Regions from separate parts of the Homo sapiens genome. Here all the other regions are linked to region 3. Evidence: chromatin loops called from intact Hi-C (ENCODE). Cell type or tissue: IMR-90. All regions are shown on one strand. Links, peaks and the distances in the headings refer to the core of each region. The heading gives the core; the rest is flanking DNA.

Region 1 (5,995 bases), core at 1,912-4,411, 220 kb after region 3:
AGCCGAGCAAAGGATGTTGGTTTTATGGTCAGAAAATGGTTGAGGAAAGCAGAAACGGAGAACAAAAAGCAGATTGGTTGTTTCCAAGTTACTTTCTTTGGAAAGTTTGAAGCAGAGGGGCCTTCCTATCATGCCAGCAAAAACTGGCCTGTTTGGGGATTGGGCTGTTATCTCCCTGTCTTTCTTGATTTCTTGGAAGATCGGATAAACAACTCAGTTTTGGCTTGGTGGTGTGAACTTCAGCATGAGTGACTCCATTTTGGTTTGGTCTGTTAGGCCTGGTGCAGGAGCTCAGTCCAAGTCAATGGCCTCCTGTAAATTTCATGTGACATTACTCTACACGTTTTGGGACTAAAAGAGAGCATGCTTAGATTATTGTCATGTGTAGTGTCCTCACAGGCACATTCCACTTATGTATCAGAAACCCTTTATGAATTCTGTTTAATCTTCGCCATTTACCCAAAATGATTCAAAAGGGCTTACATGCTTTGGAAAAGACTAAAGGCTGTCTCCCAAACTTCTAGCTCTCTGATATTTGGCCACTTTTTAGCCAAAAGGATATGCAAGTCTTTGTTAGAAAATCGTGTATTAACGATTAGTGGACAACTAACTACTATTGTCTTAAACAGGAAAAGAAGAGAAGGAAGATTCCGTTAAAAATTCCAACAATATTTTAACATTTCTTGTATTGTCAGCTTTAGGATATTTTGAGAGCCTTGAAAAACTTATCTTTGGCAGTTTTTTAGCAGAAAAGCTTACTGCTTATCATTTTTCAGTATGTAATGAATATAGTAACTATCCCAGCTAGACGTGAGGTTTCAAAGGCTAAATTCAGTCATCGATTTGATTGCATTTTTTGCACCAATGCAATTAATTCCACTGGAAGATGATAGAAAAATTTCATTACACAAAATGCGTGAGAGGTGAAAAATAATGTTTAACTAAACTCTTTACCAAGGCTATTATAGCTTTGAGGAAAATCACTTAAAAACAAAATTAAAAATTCTAAATTATCTGTGACTCTGCTGAGATAGACATTATAAAATACTGTAATATTAGTGCAAATTTTTTTTGACGCGAATTCTTTATTAATTTCATTTTTGATCATTCTTGACATAGTTTCAACAGTAGAACATTCTTGGTTCAAATTAAAACTAATTAAAAGTGATTTAGGGAACACAAGTGAATAACAATGTTCACAGTTAGCACCTCTCAGAATAGAAACTCAAGCAGCTGACAAAATGGAAGTTGAGAAACATTCATGACTTTGACTATTCCAAATCACAGCAACGTTTGCTTATGTAACTGAAATAAACCCAGGATCCTACATGGTCCAGTCTTGGCACTGGTTCAGTCCAGCAGAAAAATAGAATTGAAAACAAATCTTTCTTGCCTTTTGAGAAAATGCCAAAGGTAGGAGTGCATTTTAAATATCCAACAAAGCGCCTCAAAAATAATGTTTGCACTCCTCTCCCACTCTCAAGTTATCTGGCCAATTATATCTCCTCCCTCTCTATTCCCCCAACCTCTCCAGACACCCAGACACTTTCTCAATTCTCTTTTTTCTCTGCCTTAGTTCTTCATTTGTCATTGAACTTAGCCTCCCAAGCTTCTTTAGTTTTCCTTCAGTCTGTTATTACCCAGACTGTGTGTAACAAAGAAAAGTTCAAGACATACTTTTTGCTACCAGCACGGGGTAAGGAAGGACACATCAGATTCTGCGCCACACTCATTTTTCTTGGTTTGTGTCTGTCCCAGAGAATATGAGAAGCTGGCCATGGAAGAATTCTGCCATCAAAGCATTTCCTGCATTGATCAAGTGGTTGGACCCCAGAGCTGCCGTGGCCAAGGCCTGGCTTCGGTTCGTGTTGACTCTGCGTGGTCCTGCAGCCACAGTCCACGCTTACTTCTGCCAGGGGTCCACTGGGTCAGAAAGTACCCCAGAGACAAAGTATCCCTTGAGAGAAAGAGGCGCAGATTTTTCTCCTCCTTCTGAAAGGAAAGTTAAGAGAAAGATTACATTTATAATTTAATGTACGCACACGTATATTTTAAAAATCAAAGCACAGCTGTTCTAGATGAAGGAAGGGTGGGAAGCAGGGAGCACCACCCTTTTGGCCACTCCTCCCTGTCCACGATCTCTCCTCCTTTCCTTCTCTCATGGCCACCTCAGGAGAGCTTCCTGGAGCACAGTTTGAACCATGAGTGTAGTGGACAGAGCACCGTGTTTGGGGTCAGAAATATCAGATTCCCCTCCTGGTACTTGGATCTAAGTGAGCTCAGACACATGACGTATGTCACGTGCACAGCTGAGCTGCTGCAAGAATGAGGTGGTAGCTAACAGGATTGCAGTACAGGGTGATTTCCCCTCTACCGTTAGACCCAGAGAAAAAGGGAGATTGTGAAGCAGGACGGGGGCAAATCCATCCCTGCCCCTGGAAGAAACAACACCAAGGTCGGGGGAACCCATGATGAGTGGTCAGCAACCTCTTTGTATGTAGTTAGAAGCCTTTGTGTAATCCAGTGGTAACAAACCCAATCATTACTACAGACTGTCAGCGTGATTGCATAGCACTGAGCCTGGCTGAAAAAAAAAACAGAAGAAACTGACCATTGCAGACAGAGTGAGACATGACAGAGGCAGGTCATCTGGTGTAAACCGGATGAAATCTCACGCCTGAAGAAGCCTAGATTTGCACATGAATTGCCTTTGGCTCTACAGCCCTCCAGTACAATTACTCAGAACTGTAAGCTTGTGAAATAGAAATGCAAAGTCGGGCTCTTTCAGGGGCTTAGAGTTGACCCCTCTTTCTTGACTCTTCTGAGGAGCACCTGTAGTTCCTGGGGTGCCTTCCTCACCCGAAAGGGCCTGCTGGGCTGGCTTGCTGGAGTTTCCAAAACACAGGCCCTGGGGGCACAGCAGGAGAGACACCTCATCCGGAGAGAGCCTCTAGCGCTCGGCCACCGCTTTAATAACCATTTGTTGCCACCTGCTGGCCACTGGACCAAGGCACTCCATGCTGGAAACAGGAGTTTGGCTAAGAGTTAGCCAGGCCCCAGGGAGCTGCACCCAAATGCAGACAGCCTGTGTTTTCTCCAAAGAAGTGACCTTGGGAGGATCCACAATTATTCCATTCATTAAGCCACACAAGAAGGTGGATTTTATAAAAGAGATATACTTCATTCATGCATTAATTAGTCAACTGCAAACACTTTTGGAGCTACATGCAGGTACCCTGCATGGCACTGGGGGTGACTGATAGTCACATTTTATTTTATCCCCAAATGACATTATCTAGTATGATCTTCTACCCTATTCATTGAATTAAGCTTTACATCCATTCATTCCCTCATCAGCAGTTATTTACTGACTGCCTACTGGATGACAAGCTGTCAGCCAAAAGCTAAGGATACAGCGGTGAGCAGAAACAGGTGCCATCTCTGCACTCACTGGGTTGCAGTCTAGTGGGAGAAACAGACGTTAATCAGATAATCACACAAATAAATGTAACATATGCACCCTGACAGGTATAATAGAAAAATATAACCGTGAGAAGAGCAGGTCTAAGTGACTTTGGTTGATTCTAAAATGGAGATTTAGCTATTTGATATGCGTTAAAATTATTTAACATGTTTTCATTTTCTGACCCAGCACTTCTACTCTTAGAAACTCATCCTAAGGCAATAGTTAGAAAATTGGGCTGATTTATATGTATAAGGATGTCCACTGCATGATTATTTATAAAAGCAAAAATTAAAAATAAAAAATGAAAACATCCAATGGTAAGAAATTGGTTAAATGAATTATGATACATTCAAAAAAGAGAACATTCTCAGGCATTGAAAATGAAAATGGACCGGGCGCGGTGGCTCGCGCCTGTAATCTCGGCACTTTGGGAGGCCAAGGTGGGCGGATCACCTGAGGTTAGGAGTTCGAGACCAGTCTGGCCAACATGGTGAAACCTCGTCTCTACTGAAAATACAAAAATTTAGCCAGGCATAACGGCATACACTTGTAATCCCAGCTACTCAGGAGGGTGAGGCAGGAGAATCGCTTGAGCCTGGGAGGCAGAGGTGCAGTGAGCTGAGATCATGCCACTGCACTCCAGCCTGGGCGACAGAGCAAGACCCTGCCTCAATTAAGAAAAAAAGAAAAAGAAAAGAAAAGCATATATAGTAAATCCCATTTGAAATTGTTTTTCTGAGACCGAGTCTCACTCTGTTGCTCAGGCTGGAATGCACTGGTTAAGCTATCACAGTTCACTGTAACTTCCAACTCCTGGCCTTAAGCGATCCTTCTCCCTTGGCCTCCCAAAGCACTGGGATTATAGGCATGAGCCACTGGGCCCAGCCCCCTCTGGAACATTTGTAATGTTGTTGATTGGATCAAAACATTATATCTCTATTATTGTTGAATATTATCATGCAAATATGCTGTATGCTGTTATTTTTTTCTATTCAGAAAAAGGCACAAAACAACAACAACAAAATTCTTTTCACTCTGCTCCCACCAGCTCCCACCTAATTTCTTTGTTACCTTTTTCAGTAAAACCTCCAATTCTGCCCCCTTAAACCTATTTCAGTCAGGTTTCACACATGTGAGGTTGCCAGTGGCCTGCCTCCATAGTGCTAAGCCCCGTAGCCATTTCTGTCCTCATCTCATGGGCTCACCCCCACCCCACCTCCTGCACTGGCCTTTACCAGGCTTCCAGAACTCTACCCTCTTGTGGATCTCCTCCTGCCTCACTGTGTCCTCCTTCTCAGTCTTCTTCGCTGCACCCTCCTCTTCTTCTCAACTTTTTTTTTTTTTAATGACACAGAGTCTCACTCTGTTGCTCAGCCTGGAGTGCAGTGGCATGATCATGGCTCACCGTAGCCTAAACCTCTTGAGCTCAAGGGATCCTCCCACCTCAGCCTCTCAAGTAGCTGGGACCATGGCACACACCACAATTCTTGGCTAATTTTTTTTTTTATTTTTCATAGAGATGGAGTCTCACTATGTTGCCCAGGTTGGGCTCAAACTCCTGGCCTCAAGTGATCCTCCTGCCTCAGCCTCCCAAGTTATTTCCCAACTGTTTTTTTTTTTTTTCTTTTTGTTTTTGAGATGGTGTCTCACTCTGTTGCCCAGGCTGGAGTGAAATGGTGTGATCTTGGCTCACTGCAACCTCCACCTCCCGGGTTCAAGTGATTCTCCCGCCTCAGCCTCCCAAGTAGCTGGGATTATATGTACCCGCCATCATGCCTGGCTAACTTCTGTATTTTTGTAGAGATGGGGTTTTACCATGCTGGCCAGGCTGGTCTTGAACTCCTGACATCAGGTGATCCACCCACCTTGGCCTCCCAAAGTGCTGGGATTACAGGCGTGAGCCACCACGCCCAGCCTCCAACTTAATGTTAGTTCTCTTCTCTTTTCTGCCCATACTGATTCCTTTGACCTTATCCTGTTGTGGCTTTAAACAACATCTACTCTAGATTTCCCAAACTACTGACTCAAAAATCCAACTGCCTGCTCACATTTCTAATGGACACCTCCAGTTGATCACACCCCAGGCAGAACCCTTGAATTTTCCCCCCTTTAAACCTGCTCATCCACGGTCTTCCTTAATCCACTTGTTGGCATTTAAATCCTTCCTTATGCTCAAGCCAAAACCCTGCAAATCATCTTAAATGCCTCCCTTTTTCTTGCATTCTAGATCAAATCCTTCAGGAAATCCCATTAACCCTCACGTCAAAATACATTTCCCAAATCTAACGACTTCTTACCACCTTCACTGCAACCACTCTGGTCCAATTCATCACCATCTACCTCAGGGATTACTGCAGTAGTAGCTCCTAATTTACACCCCCACAGCCTGGTGTCCCCAAAGCAGCCAGAGTCGACCTTTGACAGCATATGTCAGATGGTGTCACCCTTCGGCTCAAAATGCTGCAGAGGCTCCTCATCTCACAGAGAATGAAAGTCGAGGATGCGTGTTGCGTCCCCCTTCCCTGGGCT
Region 2 (5,995 bases), core at 1,912-4,411, 290 kb after region 3:
CACTAAATGAATTAACTGACATTCTCCACTGTCCCATAAAACACTAGTAACTGACACAACTCTTTTGGAAAATCTGCATATTTGTTCTCTGAAAAGTTCAGCAGCATATCTGAGCTTTGTCTGCCCAAGACTTAGATACATTCATTCCAAGCATTTGTTTATGCCAGTTGTATTTGTTAGCAAGAGCCTGGAAAACTTTGCCAACAATCTAGGAGGTTGCATTGAGTGCCTTTAAATATTTTGTACATTCTCCAACCATTCTACTGAGATCAAAACTGGATATTATGGATATGGTTTATATAAGAAACTTGAATCTGTGAACCCACCCACTAAGAAAGGGTTTTCGGTCTAGAGCCAAAGGACTGGGGAATGGATGTACATTTGTTTGAGTTTAAAATGAAGCGTGTAGGTATGTGTCATTTTTATTATTTCCCATATTAACTCACTTTTTCAATAACTGATCATTTACAATCCCCCTTGCCATGTAAACATACAGTTGCTAAAAACATGGTAGAAAAAAATGACTGATATGAGGAAATACTGACAGTACAGCAAAGTGAAAAGGAAGATTTGAAATGGAATGTACACCTGTAATCCCAGCACTTTGGGAGGCAAAGGTGGGAGGATTGCTCAAGCCCAGGAGTTTGAGACAAGCCCTGGCAACGTAGTGAGACCCTGTCTCTACAAAACAAACAAATAAACAAAAAAGGAGCCTGGTGTGGTGGTGCCGGTCTGTAGACCTAGCTTCTTGGGAGGCTGAGGTGGGAGGATCACTTGAACCTGGGAGGTCGTGGCTTCAGTGAGCCATGGTATAACCATCACCACTGTGTAATTCCAGAAAATTTTCATCATCCCATCTCCATTATATTTTTTAAAGATTTATTTGGCTTTTTTTTTCCTCTTTGAGACAATGTCTCGCTCTGTCGCCCAGGCTGGAGTGCAGTGGCACGATCTCGGCTCACTGCAACCTCCCCAACCCGGATTCAAACGATTTTCTCCTGCCTCAGTCTCCTGAGTAGCTGGGATTACAGGCACCCACCACCATGCCCAGTTAATTTTTGTATTTTTAGTAAAGACTGGGTTTCACCATGTTGACCAGGCTGGTCTTGAGCTCCTGACCTCAGGTGATCCACCTGCCTGGGTCTCCCAAAGTGCTGGGATTATAGGCATGAGCCACCGCGCCCGGCCTGTTTGGCTTTTAATGAATCAAAGTACACTTGACTACATCCCATTAAATATAATTATTCTGTTTTATAAATACTAATAGTATTAACTTTGTGTCAGACACTGTTTTGAGTACTTTATAAATTACAAACCCCATGTGGAAAGTCTTAGCAGCAGCAGCAGCAGCTTCATGCTATTGATGAAGAAACTGAGACATGGCAAAGACAAGACTCTTGCCCAAGACTACACAGATAGATGTGGCAGAGCTGGGATTTGAACTCAAGACGTCTGAGTCCATACTCCTCAACACTCTCTGCTACCTCTTGAGCAGAGAATTAAAATTTGCCAACCAACCAACAGAAACAAACAAAAACACACAACCTTTAAGTACGAGTATGAAACGTCCCATTTTCTTCATCCTTTATTTATCAGTCACTCTCCCCTCGGCTGTGTTTTTTTTTTTTTTTTTTTTTCCAGACAGTGTCTCGCTCTGTCACCCAGGCTGGAGTGCAGTGGCACGATCTTGGCTCACTGCAACCTCCGCCTCCCGGGTTCAAGCGATTCTTCTGCCTCAGCCTCCTGAGTAGCTGGGATTACAGGCGCCCGCCACCACGCCCAGCTGATTTTTGTGTTTTTAGTAGAGACAGGGGCTCACCATGTTGGTCAGACTGGTCTCAAACTCCTGAACTCAGGTGATCCACCGCCTCGGCCTCCCAAAGTGCTGAGATTACAAGCATGAGCCACCACGCCTGGCCTGGCTGTGATTTTTTCTAAACACGAATGAACTGCTCACCACCAGCCTGCACTAGGCTCTGTTGGTCACATAGAAGTCAAGAAGGCATGGTCCTCGCCCCCAGGAAGTGAAGAGTATGAGACATCAATAGAAGGGAGAGAAGGTGATACATAAACATGGACATCCAGACATGGGAGGGTCTGTCTGGCCAATGGGGATCACAGACAGCTGTGACTTGTTCCAAAAAGAATCATTAATAATGATACCATTCTAGGGAGACCAAAGGAATTGTTTTCATTCTTCAAGATGAAAAATAGATTCCTTAACAAAGACTGAATTTGACTGTGATTTGGGAAAATGTTCTCTCACTTTAAGCTCTTTCTTTTCTTGATTTCATTCTCAGATCACTAAAGACACACTGATCTCTGTTTACCTTAGTAATGCGACCTCCCACATTTGAATGAACTATACACTGGCATTTATAGTGGGCTGTTTTTAGATGATAACAGCACCCTTTATTTGCTAGAAATGGTGACTCTGAACAATAGTATGCAGATTCGATTTTGGTAATTGAAGTTTTTTTAATGTACAATACTAGGGAGTTTGCTATGGAAAAATTTCTGAAGAGAATCCTTTAGTAAAGCAAGAAATTTTCAAAAATCATATTTTTGAAAATATGATTTTCAAAATCACCAGACCATGCGAGCAATTTGGGGCCTGCAGATGTGTCATCACCCTAATGTCCCTAGCCAATGAATGCTCAACAAATGTTGGAAAAATTAATTAAATTATTAATTTGCTTATTTTTTCCCCTAAGTTCTGATAGGTATGTCAGATGATCTTGATTCAAGGCACACCTGAATTTTGGCTACTTCATAGTCTATTCTTTGCAGCTCTTTGCAAAATAAATTGCACATTCTATGTCTGAGGCCTGGACTCAGCCAATATCTCAGGGAGACTTTGACCCTCATGAAAACCTGGGCACTCGGAAATGACCCTTGAATTGGCCTTGCTGCCCTCATGAGGTCCCAAGGCATTTTTATAAGCACAGCTTTCATCACTGGAAAATCCTGGGTTTATTTAAGGATCTGAAGAACACTCCAGACTGGCCTCGAGTATCTGTTCCTAAGACATTTAAAATATTATCTTTTTTCCCCTACTAATCATATAATTTAGGAGAAATTCATTTTGGAAAATAAGGTACTGCTGATAATACTTTTGTTGAGTTGTGATGGGAATTTTTGGTTGGTGGGCTATATTTGGGGAGGGTGGTTAGATAGCACAGTATACTATACCGTAGTTTGAGAAGAAATGGAGCAAACATACAGAAATATTTTAGTTGAATAAACTGGGCAGCAGCTCCCTCTTGTGTTGAACAGTAAGTACTACAGACACTTAATTAAAGTATGGGGAAGCATCCCTTCATGCACATTAACACTCCAAAACTGAGAGCTTTTCCCAGTAATTTTAAGTCCAAGAAAAGCATAGTGCTCAGTAACTTTTTTTATTTTACGCTATTTTATTTTAATTTATTTTAATCTTTTTGAGACAAAGTCTCGTTCTGTCGCCCAGGCTCGTGTGCCTTGGCATGATCATGGCTCACTCCAGCCTCAACCTTCTGGGCTCAAGCAGATCCTCCCACCTGAGCCTCCTGAGTAGCTGGGGCTACAAGTACGTGCCACCATGCCTGGTTAATTTTTGTATTTTTTGTAGAGACGGGGTCTCCCTATGTTGCCCAGGCTGGTCTTGAATTCCTCAGCTCAAGGGGTCCGCCTTCCTCAGCCCTGCAATGTGCTGGAATTCCAGGTGTGAGCCACCACGCTTGGCCAACTCTTGATTCTAATAGCACATCCACTGCCATTCATTTTTATTTAATTAATTTTTCCAACATTTGTTGAGCATTCACTGGCTGCCAGGAACTAGGGACATTAGGGTGATGACACAGCTGCAGGCCCCAAATTGCTCACACGCTCTGGTCCATCTAATGCCACTTCTTCTCATAATGCTGGTCCCCTGTCAACGGTGACCTGTGCCTCCTCAAACTGCCCCCTTCCTCTTCTCATCTCCCACCCCTACCCTACGACTAAGTCCAGCTCAGGCCTGTTCCCCCTGCCTCCCCTTGGTTGCAGCCAGTTGTTTTCTTGTCTTGTAACCCTTCCTGGATAATAACTCCTTTGAGGGCAGCAGCCCAGGGTCATCCAGTCTCAGTTTCCCTGCAGTCCCTCGTTCAGCATTAGTCCAGTTCATATTCAAATGCGTATTTGTTCCATTTAATTTAATTCAAACAAATAAAAAAGCAACAGATCCCCACAGCTATTAATAGCTTAAAAAGGGTTCCAATGAAGAACTGTATTTGACCTCTTTGTATGCATAACCATCAAAAGTGGAGTATGTAGCTATTGTTTTGTTGCTGCTGTGAATCCAAAATATCTGAGACAGGCCTCAACCAATTTAGAAATTTACTTTGCCAAAGTTAAGGATGCGCCCGTGACACAGCCTCGGTGGTCCTGACACCATATGCCCAAGGTGGTTGGGTACAGCTTGCTTTTATATATTTTAGGGAGACATGAGACATCAATCAATATGCGTAAGATGTATATTGGTTCAGTCCAGTAAAGCGGGACAACTAGAAGGAGGGGCGGGCTGGGGTGGGAGGGGTGTCTTCCAGGCCATAGGTAGATAAGAGACAAAAGGTTGCATTCTTTTGAGTCCTTGATCAGCCTTCCACTGAGTCTGGCTCAGTGAATCTGCATTTTTACATAGACAGCAGGGCAGAGGAAGCAATCAGATATGCATTTGTCTCCAGTAAGCAAAGGGATGACTTTCTGTCTAGCACCTGTGAAGATCAGCTATTATATTAGTCTACATTGCCAGGGTGAAATTCAACAGAACTGTTATAAGGTAAAAATCTTGAGGCCCACATGGAATTTCCTTGTGGGCAAATTGTGAGGGAGGTAGGTATCTCTTTAATCTCTGTAGCTATCTTATTTAGAAATTAAAATGGGAGGCAGGTTTGCTTGACATAGTTCCCAACTTGACTTTTCCCTTAGCTTAGTGATTTTGGGTTCCGGAGATTTATTTTCCTTTCACATGGTCAAAATGAATGTTGAATTTTTCTCATGCATTTCAGTGATAACATAACGACCCCAATGGAAGGTAAGATTTATTTTATCCTAGAAACCACGGTGTTGGAGAAATCCTGGCTGTCATAAAAGGATGCTGGATTCCAAAGTTGGACGCCATGCCAGGCATCGGAATGCCAATGTGTGCTCTGGCTGAGTCACTGTCCCACCCATTCCACATCTGGGATGGTCAAGCATCTCATCAGTGATTCCCAGTCATGGAGATTTTATGTAAAATATTTAAAATAATTTTTTGAGGTACAAACATGAGGTTTCCAATGTCTTACTTTGCTAAGTATAAACAGTTTCTTAAATCATCATTTATTATGATCATCGTTTTAAGGAAAAAATGAAATTTTAATACTGAAAAGTAGAAAGATCATAATCTCTAATAAAAAACAGTTCTTTCAACTGAATGCATGTTAACTAATTTTAGATCACTTATAGAATCTCAGAGATTTTTCCAAATCAGACCCCTCATTTTGCAGAAGAGAGAGTGGGGCTGAAATGTGTAAACCAAGGCAAGCTAATTATCTCTGCAGGTAGATAAGTGGCTTGTCCTGAATCATTCTAACAACCAGCCAGGGCACAGCCAAGAACCCCAGCAAGCACCTGTAGGCTCTCGCCTACCACTGCCCACAGTCAAGCCACACGCAGGGCCTCCTTTGGGCCATGGTAATGTACCTCCTCCCCTTAGAAGAAAACAGTAGCTGGCCTTACTGGACTTACCTGTCTATCTGAGGACAAGCTTTACTTTTACAGGATTCTGTGTAGGTCCTGGCTCAGCAAAGATGATATATATTCAGCATTGTGAATATATGTTACAGAATTCTGAATAACCAAGCACAAAATTCTGTGCTTGGTTAGGGGAATGAGCAAAACACTAGAAAATAAACTGCTTAGAGATTAACTGGGAGATGTTGGAGCCTTTTGGAGCCATCATTGAGCTTCAAAGTCTGCTGTGACCAACCCCTAG
Region 3 (5,995 bases), core at 2,135-4,634:
GTTTAAACATTAACATTTTTAAATGGATTAAAAAACCTTTTATTTCTGTTATTTATTAATGCCTCTTGTTTTTCTAGGAAGAATTTGAGGCAATTTACAAAAAGATTCAGTGCAAGAAGATTGAAACAATAATCATGGGAATTTGTTTTTCTCTGTCTTGTGTCATTAGGTTCTTCCTCTCCTTTGGGTTGTTTCCCTCTGATTGTAGCTGTGATTTGCCATTCCATATGGTAAAGCCTTTTTCTTTCTTTTTTTTTTTTTTAGTTTTGGTACCCTCTCAAGCACTGTCATGTGTTTTTTTGGTGCTCCTCCCATTACCAAGGACTTATTGAAAGAGAAGTCTCTGTATGCTCCCCTTCCACTTTCTACATGTCTGTTTTCATCTCTTCCCAGCCACGGTGCCACAGATAATAATTAGTTTTTAGGTGTTTGTGAATGTCATTCATCTCTAGTGAAAAAGGAGAGATTGACAACTGTTAAAGAAAAACTTATTCTAACGCTTGTTAAAGCAGCAAAGAAGATTGTATTTAAGATAATCATGATAGGTTGTCCAGACTATTGTGATAGGGGAGAGAGATTGGACTCAATTCCGAATATAACATGAACAAGCAGGAATTTATAACCATGAAGCAGGTTGTGGGGGTGGTGGATGGACAGTTACTAAGAGGAGACATCAAGGGTGGGGGAATTATTGCTAAACTGACATAACAGGATTCTTACTGAGGGCATGTCAGTGTGATCATATAACAAGGGTAGGGGGTTGAGGAATTCCATTAGCTAGCAAGTGATTGGAGCCAGGTGTGGTGGCTCATGCCTGTAATCGCAGCAGTTTGGGAGGCTGAAGCTGAAGGATTGCTTGAGGCCAGGAATTCAAGAGCAGCCTGAGCAATGTAGTGAGACTCTCATCTTTACAAAAAATAAAAAAATAGCTGGCATGGTGGCACACACTTGTAGTTCCAGCTATTTGGGGAGGCTGAGCCTGGAGGATTGCTTGAGCCCAGGTGTTAGAGCCCAGGCTTCGGTGAGCACTCCAGCCTGGGTGACAGAGTCAGACTCTGTCTCTTAAAAAAAAAAAAAGTGATTAGATATCAAAAGTAGAGGGATTCTCTCTCAACTGACTTAGCAGGCTTCTTGGTAAAACTGGGCTATGCAGGCCTGGTGGGGCGTGGGCCAAGGTGGAGGCCTGGTTGAGAAGAGGGCCTAGGAGAAGCCTGACTAAAGTTTGGTCAAGGAGAGCATCTTGTCACAAGTGTCATCTTATATTTGCTTCTGATCAACTGGAAGTGCTTTATCCATTAGGAGCCAGTATCCAGTGGCTTGTTTGAATATTTGTTCTTTCTGCACTATTTGATGTTTTTGATTACATCTTTCTTCTTAAAACTTTTTTCTCTCGTCTTTTGAGACATTGTTTTCTGCCGCTATTCCTTTTCCTCCCTTTCCTATGCTTCAGTTTGTTCTGTTTGATCCCCTCTATGTCAGTGCTTTTCAAGAACTGACCTTCTTTTCTCTTTTGGAAGCATGTAGGTTTCAACAGTGAACACCGTGTGAATGATTCCCAAGTCTTTTATCTATCTCCAGCCTGCCCTTCCATACACTCCACAGCTCTATCTGGATTTCCTATAGACACTTCAGACGCCACATGTTCCAGCCCCACATTCTTTGTGTTTATTCTTCCATCCTCTCTTTCTTTGCCTCTGATACCCAACCAGCTGCTAACTTGCAGACTGGTCTTTGCATGGCTTTCATACTTCTTTCTTTCTGTGGCTCTGCCTTTCCTTTGAGTTCTGCAACCTCTTCCTCTGCCCTCTGTCACCCATCAGAAGGAGTCCCTTCATGTTCTGAATTCTGTATCATTTTTTCTGTGAATCTCTCATGACATTTGTGAATGCATTTCTTTCGTAATAGTTATGTATCTTATTTTTGTCATCTTTTCTAGACTGACAGTTTCTCTAAAGTAAGATTCATTTCTTTTTCATTTCTGTATTCCTCGCAGTGCTTAAACTTAGCACAGTGCTTCACACATAGCAGGTACTTGAAAATATTTGTTAAATGAATAAAATAGCTCCCCTAAACCATGGTATTCCTGTAGCTTAACAATTTCCAGGGTAGAAATATAAAGCATTTTTAAAGTTATTCTATTGCTTTATAATACTTTAATCAAGTTATCAACAGTTAACATTTCCAGATCTCTTATATATTGTTTTTGTTAACTAATTATCTCATTTTCAGGCTTTAACAGAAAAAATACATGTATTCCTGCAGTATTGTTTCATGTCAAGGGCAGGTATATCACTTACTCTGGAATTGGTTCCTTTTGCTAGCTTATCTTTTCCCAAAAGTTTCCTGTGAAATTACAGTTACATTTATACTGTTATATTTTATAAAAACCTCTTTATCCTTCTTTTAACTTTCAAACCAGAGGAGAAGGGACACTAAACAGTATCTATAAACACAGGGCTTGTTATAATCCAGGTTGATTTTCTGGCCCCTTTAATGTTGTCATGTGTCCAGTAGTCAACTGGAAACAGAAACCTTCTGGGGGGACCATGCTAAAGGTAGGAAAAATGATGGGTTCTTCTGCTCTGAGAGCTGTTCTCTCTTCTTTTAGACTTTTCTAGGCTGTTAGCAAGGAATTGGTGAAGGGAAGCCTTTCTTTGTTCAGGTCTCCCTTTCAGACCCTGGTGGGTTAGCCAAGTTCATAGGACGTTTACATATTAGTCCTCCACTTAAAAACTAGCTTGTGTTTTGAAGGTTGCTGAATAGATGTCACTAAGTAGTAGACCAAAAAGCTCACCCTAATGATTGTTTTACAGAATGGAATATATTAAACCATGACCCTTTTAAAAGATGCAGTCAGTGGTTTATATGACATTTCACTTATTGCTTATTATAATATTTAATTCTGAAAAAAATGTTTTGATGAAATTGACTTTACTACTCCTGTAAGTTGTTCCTATAAGATGATTTTGCCTCTTAAGTCTTTGGATGGTATTTATTACTATTCTGAGATTTGTATCTCAAATTTGGATGTTATAAAGATGTCATTATATATGTGTACAGCATATGTAATTAAAGATGAGAGCCATGAAAATGCAATTCATGTTTCTTTTATCATAATGTTTAAAAGTTGACTAGATATTTTAAAGTTATTGTATATTCCTGGGAAGAGAAATGCTTCTCTGGGCGTGTCGGTTCATTTTTTTTAGTTGAAGTTAAAAGGATAGATTATTTCAAAAGAACAAGAAAAGGAACAAGATGGATTAATAATACAGTGGTAAAAAGAAAGGGGGCAACAGACATCGCTATACAGTAGGGACACTTGCAGAATACTTAAAGGCTTGTCATCCTGAATTTTCCAGACACATGGCTCTGCAGTTCTCTGGAGAGCCACAAGCCCCTTTCTTGCAGGGGCGGGACAGGTTGGTGGGGATTGGAGTGGGTAGGGGAAGATCTGCTGTTCCTAGGTCTCTCCAGACAGAGGAGCTCTTGCTTTCTCTTTTAGTGTTTATTTCTTCCTCTCTTCTCCCTCCCTCTCCATCTTGCCCGCCCCCCCGCACCCCCCCACGACCTCGCACTCTTGCTCTTGCGCTCGCGCTCTCTCTCTCTCTCTCTCTCTCTCACACACACACACACACACACACACACACAGACACACCACACACACACACCCCGCACACACCAAGTCTGCCAATGTCAGGAGCAATGGGAAGGAAAGAGCAGTGATTGAACACACAGATCCCAGAACTTACTCATTTGGATGAGACCTTATTCAGCTCAAGATGCCTTCTCATGTCACTCTTCTAATCAAAACTTCTTCTTTTACCTTTATTCAAGTATAATAATTGATCTTCAGAGGCATATGACAATTTTTAAACTTTTTTTTGAAATAATTTTTAGTTAAAGGTTGATCAAAATCTTAATAGAAAAAGTCCAGTGTTTTCAGGTCTTATCTGTTTGTACCAGGGGAAGAAGGAAAATTGATGTATGTTATTTACATTAATATTAGATAATTTGTAAAAGATCTGTCCCAAAATAGTTTTTTTCATTGGTAAGAGTACATTTAAGATAAACATGCAACTTTTTTTTTTTTTTGAGACAGGGTTTCACTGTGTTTCCCAGGCTGCAGTGTGGTGGTGTGATCACTGCTCACTGCAGCCTTGACCTCCTGGGCTCAGGCGATCCTCCCACCTCAGCCTCCCAAGTAGCTGAGACCACAGGTGCGAGCCACCATGCCCAGCTAATTTTTAAATAATCTGTAGAGACAGGGTCTCCCTGTGTTGCCCAGGCTGGTCTCGAAGTTCTGGGCTCAAGCACTCCTCCCACCTTAGGAGGAACCTTCAAAGTGTAATTCTTCAAAGCTCCAGGATTACAGGTGTGATCCACCATGCCAGGCCTAATATGCAACTTTAATATGTTGCTTACTGTGTGTTTTCAGCTGTCATAATTATTAGGTGGCAAGGCACAGTTTTTAAAAGTTGACGTATTTATCTTTTTTTTCTTTTTTTTGAGTTGGAGTTTCCTCTTGTTGCCCAGGCTGGAATGTGGTGGTGCCATCTCAGCTCACTGCAACCTCCGCCTTCTGGTTTCAAGCCATTCTCCTGTCTTAGCCTCCCGAGTAGCTGGGATTACAGGCGCCCGCCACCACACCTGGCTAATTTTTGTATTTTTAGTGGAGACGGGGTTTCACCATGTTGGCCAGGCTGGTCTCGAACTCCTGACCTTGTGATCTGCCCACCTCAGCCTCCCTAAATGCTGGGATTACAGGTGTGAGCCACCATGCCTGGCCTTGTTTATCTTTTATTTTAAAATTTAAACAGGTTTATGGTAATACAGTTAAACTACATAGTTCATAGGACTTTTAGCAGATTGAGAGATGAAGACTTTATAATAGATTAATTTCACTACTATTTTTGAAAAAATGCAGCAGCTTTTAATAATAAATACCATTGAACAGTACTTTTTCTGACTTACGATTTGAATGCAGACAGAAATGGTAATGTGAACTGAAATAAAGTCTAATACTTTAAACCCTTGTGTTCTTTCAAATCTGTTTCCCTAAATTACAGCAATATACACCTTCTTTCAAATTATAAAAATAATTTATTGTTAATGCTGAGATATTAAGCTGAGATGAACTGGTATATTTCATACTGTATTTATTAACACTTTACATGCTGTCTGTTTTCTAAAGAGCTCAAACCAGTGATGAGTTTTATAGGCTCATTTTATTTTCCACTGCCATATTATAAGAAGATTCATAGCTGCTGAGAAAGCTGCCATAGAATATTATCTGTCATATTGTCTCAAGGCAACTAAATATATTGTTATAAGTAATCACTAATAAAGCACTAAGAAAAAAATATTAGCAATATTTGCAAAACGGTACACTCTGTGCTAATTTTATTGAAACAGAGTTGGGAAGTTGTAGACAATTAAAAATGCCATCAAATCTTACGCCAACTTAGACTTGGCCAAAATGTTCACCTATTTTTCCCCAAGTATTTGGTCTTTTTTTTTTTTTTTTTGAGACGGAGTTTCACTCTGTTGCCCAGGCTGGAGTGCAGTGGCGCGATCTCGACTCACTGCAAGCTCCGCCTCCCGGGTTCACGCCATTCTCCTGCCTCAGCCTCCCGTGTAGCTGGGACTACAGGCGCGCACCACCATGCCCGGCTAATTTTTGTATTTTTAGTAGAGACGGGGTTTCACCGTGTTAGCCAGGATGGTCTCGATCTCCTGACCTCGTGATCCGCCCGCCTTGGCTCCCAAAGTGCTGGGATTACAGGCGTGAGCCACCGCGCCTGGCTGTTGTCACTTTTTATGGCCCAATTTTACTCATACTTGGAAAGTCTCATTATGTACTAGCATGTTAGTGTTCTTTAGCATGTGAAAATTTTGGAGGGTTTTTTTTGGTCTTTCTCAGTTTAGACCATCCTCACCATAGTTAAAACTCACATCTCCCTCTCCCTCATCCTGGATAAGGTAAAACTGACTGTCA

Evidence for each region. Hi-C counts contacts between places; a loop is a spot of excess contacts. Peaks named below come from ENCODE experiments on the same cell type or tissue, not always from the same donor. Only the 100,000 strongest peaks of a DNase experiment are listed, where the experiment ranks them.
Region 1: it touches region 3 in a loop (6-fold over the local background); 98 of 110 quality-filtered maps call a loop at or near these places.
Region 2: it touches region 3 in a loop (6-fold over the local background); 31 of 110 quality-filtered maps call a loop at or near these places.

The regions. Positions count from the first base shown.
Region 1 is chr2:174,768,743-174,774,737 of GRCh38, reverse strand. No RefSeq gene overlaps it. Among named protein-coding and RNA genes, the nearest start is that of CHRNA1, 7.3 kb to the right of the region's middle. In IMR-90, for the core only: a CTCF peak has its summit at 2,993 (motif pointing left); DNase peaks (open chromatin) are centred at 2,307, 2,657 and 2,967; H3K27ac peaks cover 1,039 bases.
Region 2 is chr2:174,697,446-174,703,440 of GRCh38, reverse strand. No RefSeq gene overlaps it. Among named protein-coding and RNA genes, the nearest start is that of CHRNA1, 64 kb to the left of the region's middle. In IMR-90, for the core only: a CTCF peak has its summit at 3,271 (motif pointing left); a DNase peak (open chromatin) is centred at 3,250.
Region 3 is chr2:174,987,887-174,993,881 of GRCh38, reverse strand. All of the region lies in intron 1 of CHN1 (chimerin 1), which reads left to right. Among named protein-coding and RNA genes, the nearest start is that of CHN1, 14 kb to the left of the region's middle. In IMR-90, for the core only: a CTCF peak has its summit at 3,469; a DNase peak (open chromatin) is centred at 3,511; H3K4me3 peaks cover 261 bases; H3K27ac peaks cover 210 bases.